Regions from separate parts of the Homo sapiens genome. Here region 2 is linked to region 1. The links are chromatin contacts, found by Hi-C or POLR2A ChIA-PET in ENCODE. All regions are on one chromosome and are shown on one strand. The core of a region is the stretch at or near the end of the contact, and the rest is flanking DNA. Distances in the headings are between cores, read along the strand shown. Region 1 overlaps LOC105370502 (a long non-coding RNA gene). Region 2 overlaps FERMT2 (FERM domain containing kindlin 2).

What was found. A loop is a pair of places that touch in the nucleus more often than their neighbours do. ChIA-PET counts read pairs that join two places held with the same protein, here RNA polymerase II (POLR2A). Pooled maps may share reads with other maps.
Region 2: a pooled map shows a loop between it and region 1 (5-fold over the local background). The contact joins two enhancer-like sites. A Hi-C loop is called at or near these places in 6 of 50 pooled maps. POLR2A ChIA-PET finds 5 or more read pairs at or near these places in 2 of 52 experiments (activated CD4-positive, alpha-beta T cell and activated T-cell).

What each region holds. Positions count from the first base shown.
Region 1 is chr14:53,215,327-53,218,979 of GRCh38, reverse strand. All of the region lies in intron 5 of LOC105370502 (a long non-coding RNA gene), which reads right to left. Among named protein-coding and RNA genes, the nearest start is that of DDHD1-DT, 64 kb to the right of the region's middle. RefSeq lists a silencer at 1,070-1,489. Within about 2 kb of position 1,384, at least 21 of the 41 ENCODE cell types and tissues checked have a DNase peak (open chromatin) inside an H3K27ac peak, as active enhancers do.
Region 2 is chr14:52,917,343-52,920,894 of GRCh38, reverse strand. FERMT2 (FERM domain containing kindlin 2) reads left to right here. Exons shown (of 15, transcript NM_006832.3): 3 at 1,539-1,772. All of the region lies in intron 2 of LOC105370500 (a long non-coding RNA gene), which reads right to left. Among named protein-coding and RNA genes, the nearest start is that of FERMT2, 32 kb to the left of the region's middle. RefSeq lists an enhancer at 2,167-2,276. Within about 2 kb of position 2,279, at least 8 of the 41 ENCODE cell types and tissues checked have a DNase peak (open chromatin) inside an H3K27ac peak, as active enhancers do.

The DNA.
Region 1 (3,653 bases), core at 135-2,634:
TCATATAATTGAGTGTGTGCGTGTGTGTATCAACAAAAAGACCTTCACAGGAATATTCATAGTAGCTTTGTTCACAATAGCCAGAAACTGGAAACAGCCCAGGTGTGCTTCAACTGAAGAATGGATTTTTAGAATTTAGTATATCTATACAATGGAATATTACTTGGTAATTTAAAGACTTTTAAAAAATAATGACCCTGCCAGATGAGGTGGCTCACGCCTATAATCCTAGCACTCTGGGAGGCCGAGGCGGGCAGATCACCTGAGGTCAGGAGTTCGAGACTAGCCTGTCCAACATAGTGAAACCCTGTCTCTACTAAAAATACAAAAATTAGCTGGCGTGATGGCACACGCCTGTCGTCCCAGCTACTAAGGCAGGAGAATCACTTGAACCCAGGAGGCGGAGGTTGCAGTGAGCCAAGATCGTGCCACCACACTCCAGCCTGGGCAACAGAGTGAGAATCTGTCACAAAATAATAATAATAATAATAATAACCCTGTCTCTACTGAAAAACATAAAAAATTAGCCAGAGGTCGTGATGCATACCAGCAGTGCTAGCTACTTGAAAGGCTGAGGCAGGAGAATTCCTTGAGCTCAGGAGCTCAAGTCTGCAGTGAGCTATGACTGCACCACTGCCCCCCAGCCTGGGTGACAGAGTGAGATCCTGAATCTAAAAGCAAACAAAAAAAAATTACTGATACATACAACCTATGTATCTCAAAAACATTATGCTGAGTAAAAGAAGTCTTACATGAAAGAGTACAGTTCAATGGATATAAAGTTCTATAACAGGCAAAACTAGTTGGAAGAAAATCAGAATAGTCATTGCCTCTAAAGGAGATTATTTCCTGGGAAGGGGCTTGGGTACACTTTTCGGGGTGGGGGTAATGTTCTATATCTTGATAGGTGTGTAGGTTACTCACATGTATTGAGAGGTGACAACATGCTAGCAGCCCTCACTGGCTCTCGGCGCCTCCTCAGCCTTGGCGTCCACTCTGGCCATGCTCAAGGAGCCCTTCAGCCCGCCACTGCGCTATGGGGGCCCCTCTCTGTGCTGGCTGAGGCTGAAGCCAGCTCCCTCTGCTTGTGGAGAGGTGTGGCGGGAGAGGCGGGGGCGGGAACCAGGGCTGAACGCGGCTAGTTCCGGGTGGGCGCAGGCTCCGAGGTCCCGCACTGAGAGCAGCCCGCCGGCACCGCCGGCCCGGGCAGTGAGGGGTTTAGCACCCGGGCCAGCAGCTGCGGAGGGTGCGCCGGGTCCCCCAGCACTGCTGGCCTGCCCCCGCGGAGCTTGAATTCTTGCTGGGCCTCAGCCGCCTCCCCGTGTGGCAGGGCTGGGGACCTGCAGCCAGCCATGCCCAAGCCCCGCCCCGGGCTCCCGCCAGCCCGACCCTACCCGACCGGCGCCGCCCCCTGCTCCTAGGCGCCCGGTCCCATCCACTGCCCAAGGACTGAGGGGTGTGGGCGTGCCTGCGCGGGACTGGCAGGCAGCTCTGCTAGCGTGTCCCCAGCACAGGATTCACTAGGGGAAGCCAGCTGGGCTCCTGAGTCAGTTGGGGACTTGAGAGAACTTTTATGTCTAGGGGAGGATTGTATATGCACCAATCAGCACTCTGTGTCTAGTGGGAGAGGGGGGGTTGTAGATGCACCAATCAGCACTCTGTATCTAGCTAATCTGGTGGGGACTTGGAGAACTTTTGTGTCTAACTAAAGGATTGTAAGTGCACCAATCAGTGCTCTGTGTCCAGCTCAAGATTTGTAAACGCACCAATCAGCACTCTGTATCTAGCTAATCTGGTGGGGACTTAGAGAACTTTTATGTCTAGCTGAAGGATTTTAAATATACCAATCAGCACTCTGTGTCTAGCTCAAGGTTTGTAAAAGCACCAATCAGCACTCTGTGTCTAGCTCAAGGTTTGTAAACACACCAATCAGTGCTCTGTGTCTGGCTAATCTAGTGGGGCCTTGGAGAACTTTTACATCTAGCTAGAGGATTGTAAATACACCAATCAGCAATGTGTGTCTAGCTCAGGGATTGTAAACGCACCAATCAGCTCTCTGTAAAACGGACCGATCAGCTCTCTGTAAAACTGACCAATCAGCAGGATGTGGATGGGGCCAGATAAGGGAATAAAAGCAGGCTGCCCCAGCCAGCAGTGGCAACCCGCTCAGGTCCCCTTCCACACTGTGGAAGCTTTGTTCTTTCACTCTTTGCAATAAATCTTGCTGCTTCTCACGCTTTGGGTCCACACTGCCTTTATGAGCTGTAACACTCACTGCAAAGGTCTGCAGCTTCACTCCTGAGGCCAGCAAGACCACGCGCCCACTGGGAGGAATGAACAACTCCAGACGGGAGGAATGAACAACTCCAGACGCACTGCCTTAAGCACTGTAACACTCACCACGGAGGTCTGCAGCTTCACTCCTGAAGCCAGTGAGACCACGAACCCACCAGAAGGAAGAAACTCCGAACACGTCCGAACATCAGAAGGAACAAACTCCAGACACACCATCTTTAAGAACTGTAACACTCACCGCGAGGGTCCGCGGATTCATTCTGGAAGTCAGTGAGACCAAGAACCCACCAATTTTGGACACAGTATGATTTAGTGAATCTCATGGTACACTTAAGATCACCACTGCACCCCAGCCTGGGCGACAGAGTGAGACCCTGAATCTTAAAAAAAAAAAAAAAAAAAAAATGTACTGATACATACAACCTATGTATCTCAAAAACATTACGCTGAGTAAAAGAAGTCTTACATGAAAGAGAATATACTGTACAGTTCAATTTATATAAAGTTCTATAACAGGCAAAACTAGTTGGAAGAAAATTGGAATAGTCACTGCCTCTAGAAGAGAAGACTTCCTGGAAAGGGGCTTGAGTACAGTTTTCAGGGTCAGGGTCATATTCTATATCTTGATAGGTGTGTAGGTTACTCACATGTATGATTTAGTGAATCTCATGGTACACTTAAGATTTGTGCATTTCACATTTCATTGTACATAAATTTAACATGAAATTTTAAAATAAGAATTACAAACAAATATAGAACTCTATATGTTATGTAGGAACTCTGAGTGATATGTATTCTGAGTTATTTGGAAAAAAGTATATCGATATCTGCAACTTACTTTGAAAAGCATTTTTCTAAAAACGTGGATTGATGGATAGAGAGAGAGATGTGACAAAGTAAGCACAATAAAACATTAATTGTGTGATCACTGCAAAATTCTTTCAACTTTTCTGCTTGAAAATTTTCCTCATAAAATGTTGAAGAAAATTATATGCAAGTGTAAAGATGTGTAAGGCTCAGAGGTACAGAGAAGGCAATTCACTCTAGCTTTGGAGGAAAGTGGGGAGATGTCAGAGACAATGTCAATGAAATGGTGATGTCTGAGTTGTGTTCTGAATGAACAAGCTTTCACCAGGCAGTCAAATAAGTTGGTGAATAAGATGTTTTGGTAGCTACAAGTAGTCTCATCTTGATGGACATGGGTATATAGATAAGAGTTACCAGAGATGGACATAACGTTATAAGCAGAGGTCAAATTATAGAGTTGTCTGTGCCATTCTAAAGTTTTGTCTTATCAGTGATGGAGGGTTATTGTAAAATAGGCTATGGTGTGGTCTGCTTTGCGCTTTAGAAAGATC
Region 2 (3,552 bases), core at 1,030-3,529, 300 kb after region 1:
CTCACTGCAACCTTGATCTACCTCCCAGGTTCAGTCCATCTTCCCACCTCAGCCACCTGAGTAGCAGGGACTACAGGCACATGTACCATGCCCAGCTAATTTTTTGTAGAGATGGGGTTTCACCACATTGTCCAGGCTGGTCTTGAATTCCTGGGCTCAAGTGATCTGCCCGCCTCAGCCTCCCAAAGTTTTGGGATTATAGGCGTGAGCCACTGTGCCCAGCATTCACATGTTTTTCCTTCCCCTGGAAGTTGTTTTCCTTGAGACAGAGTCTCGCTCCCTTGCCCAGGCTGGAATGTAGTTTCACATCACAGCTCGCTGCAACCTTGACCTTATGGGCTCAAGTGATCCTCCTACCTCAGCATCCTGAGTAGCTGGGACTACAGGCACATGCCACCATGCCTGGCTAATTAAAAAAAAAAAAATTATAGAGATGGGACTTCACCATGTTGCCTTGCCTGGTCTCGAACTCATGGGCTCAAGCGATCCTCCAGCCTCAGCCTACCAAAGTTCTGGGATTACAGGCATGAGCCACCACGCTGGGCCTGTTCTTTTTGTGTGTGTTTTGTTTTGTTTTGTTTTTTGAAACATCACTTTCCCTTTTTTTGGCACTTAGTAAGTTTAACATACAGTTGATCCCAGCAGTCTTTACTTTGATTGCAGCTTTAAAAACCAACTTCCTATCCTAGTCATAAGTAAATAAATAACTAGTTGAAGTTGGATTTTACTGCTACAAGTTTATTGTTACGACCTGCCTTATCTGGGGGTAGCTAAATCTTGTGTAAATTACATTCTTTTCTTTATTTGGTTTCATTTAGTTGCATAAGGCTGTTAAATAGTTGAACAGATATTAATGTTTCCTGTTATACTTGTACCAAAACGTGCTCAGAGAAAAATGTTGGGCAGTGTGACTTTAGATCCATTTTCGGGGATCTATTTGGGAGAGCACATGTGGCCAGAATGTAGTTTTTTATTTTTTTATTTTTAGAGCTTTCTCTTAAGTTATAGTGTTTCTCATGGGTGTTTTCCCTGTTCCTCCTCTTCACCTAGGATATTGGTCTCTGTTCACTTTGGTTCCCCATCTTTTCACCACCCATTATTCACCTTCACACATTTCTGCAACTTCATAAACCACAGTCTGTTCAGTTTCTCATCAGAATGTTATTGTCCATTCCTATAGGACGAGTTCCAAGCCCACCAACTCCTTGTCTTTATTAATCCTTCCTATTCTAGCCCTCAGGATTCTGTTTTCTGAGAATAAGAGGGTACTTTCTCTGTCATCCATGTGTCCCATTTTGTAGTTGACTCAAACATTCTTAGTTGCCCTATATATTCTGCCTCAGCTGCCTTGTGTACTGGCTTTTCAGGACAGAGCGTGTTTTCTCAGCTGTTAATGTTTCTTTTGTACCTGTCACATAACAGTAACTTAGTAGTTAATTATTGCTGTTAAATACCCAATTATCTAGTTTTCTGCTTTTAATTTCTCAAAATCACCTTGGTGATTTTTAAGTGATTTGTTTATTGTTTGTTTTTTATAGATGTAAAAAAAGATTGGTCTGACCATGCTCTCTGGTGGGAAAAGAAGAGAACTTGGCTTCTGAAGACACATTGGACCTTAGATAAGTATGGTATTCAGGCAGATGCTAAGCTTCAGTTCACCCCTCAGCACAAACTGCTCCGCCTGCAGCTTCCCAACATGAAGTATGTGAAGGTGAAAGTGAATTTCTCTGATAGAGTCTTCAAAGCTGTTTCTGACATCTGTAAGACTTTTAGTAAGTATTACATAAATTCTTCTTAAAATACGAGTTATGTGATGTACAGATGACCGATGACTGACATAGCTTATCCCAAGGGATGGGGCATGGGCTGAACTATCTGTATATATGTATGTGTGTGAAATTTCTACTTCATTAAAGTTTTTATATTAAGATAAATGCTGGGTTAAGGTGGAACAGGAAGAACCTAGTAGAGATTCTTTCCTTACTAGAATTGTATCTGATATTTAATACTTTATTTTTATGGAGAGGTTAAAGGAACAGGCACTATTTTCAGGGGAACATACATGGCTTTGCAATGTTTCCTTCACATAAGTCACTATTTGATTTTAGTGATTCAGGCAGATTGTGTCACTTCCTCCATTGAAGGCCTGACACAGCTCCTAAGGAAATGACTATGAGTGTTGTCTTCCTTCACCAGTCTACAATTTGAACATCTCTGTAGTATTTCTATTTATGCATTCTGAAATGAGATGTGGGTTACTTTGGCTGACCCAGTTATGTCATATGACAGGAAGTATTCAACCATCTGAGAAAATGTGAACTGCTGTCACTACCACTAGTGCAGAACTCTGCTGTATTTTTTCCTATTTGAGAAATTCTTGGTTAAAGATACATTTAGTGACTTCTCATATTTTAATTCCAAATAAAGTACTGCAGTTTTTTATTCATGTTAAATTTTTAAATTATACTAGTAATTTATAAATACACTCTGTTGTAAAAGAATCAATGAATATAGACATACATAGTAAGCTCCCCCTTCCCCTAAGTAATCATTCTTGACAGTTTGGTGATTTTCTATGCATTTATTTGTCCATACATATCGGATTTTTTTTAATAAATAGGAGCATTTTATATGTATTTTTTAAACTTAGTAATGTCTTAGAGATCTTTCTATGTGTTATACATTCTTTTAAGCTGTAATTCAGAGTATAGACGTACTATTAATTTACATCCAATTACTTCTTGGCCTTTTTGGCTAAGATCAAGTATAATTTATAACCACATTTCCCTGTTAATGATCAGTTAGGTTGCTTCACTCTTAGAGCAAATGCTGCAACATTTTCAAATGTTTTAAATATTGCTGAAAACATTTGAAAATATTTTAGTTGGGCTAGCGCCAGAGTACCCAATCTTCCTTGCTGGTGTCAGCACCCACACTCACTGCTAGAGCCTGTGGGCAAATGCTGCTCCTGTACAATGCCTCAAGCACTGACCTGTGGACAGTATGGAGGTGCTGAGACTACCTACCTCTTAACCCAGAGCCCTGCCTGCTGCTTATGCCTGTAGGCTTGGAGCTTGGAGGAGTCTGAATCCTCACCCATTTCTTGTGTTTAGTTTGGGCTGTGGCTTCCCTTAAACCAATACCAACTTTTTTCTGTCTTCAAGAATCACTCATTATTTACCCTCTTACTGTAGTTTCCTGTCTCCTAGCACTGTTATGGATGTTCATCTTCCCTCCCCGCCTACAATTTTTAAATATCTTTTGCTGTCATTTCAGGGGATTCGGGATGTAGGAGGGGAGATACAGGTAGATTCACATTGCCTTTTTGATCTAATGCCCTTGAAATTTTTTTTAAAGTGAAACAGGGTTTTTATTATTATTATTAAAATAGAGAAAAATACAAAGAATACCAAATTCCCATTATCTGGAATTAATAATTGTTGATATTTTGTCATTTTGTCAAATGACAAATATGACTTGAAGTCAAAGTAATACTGGTAAAATTCTTGAGTCTCATTATCCTAACTTCCCTTTACAAAGCAACTACTATCA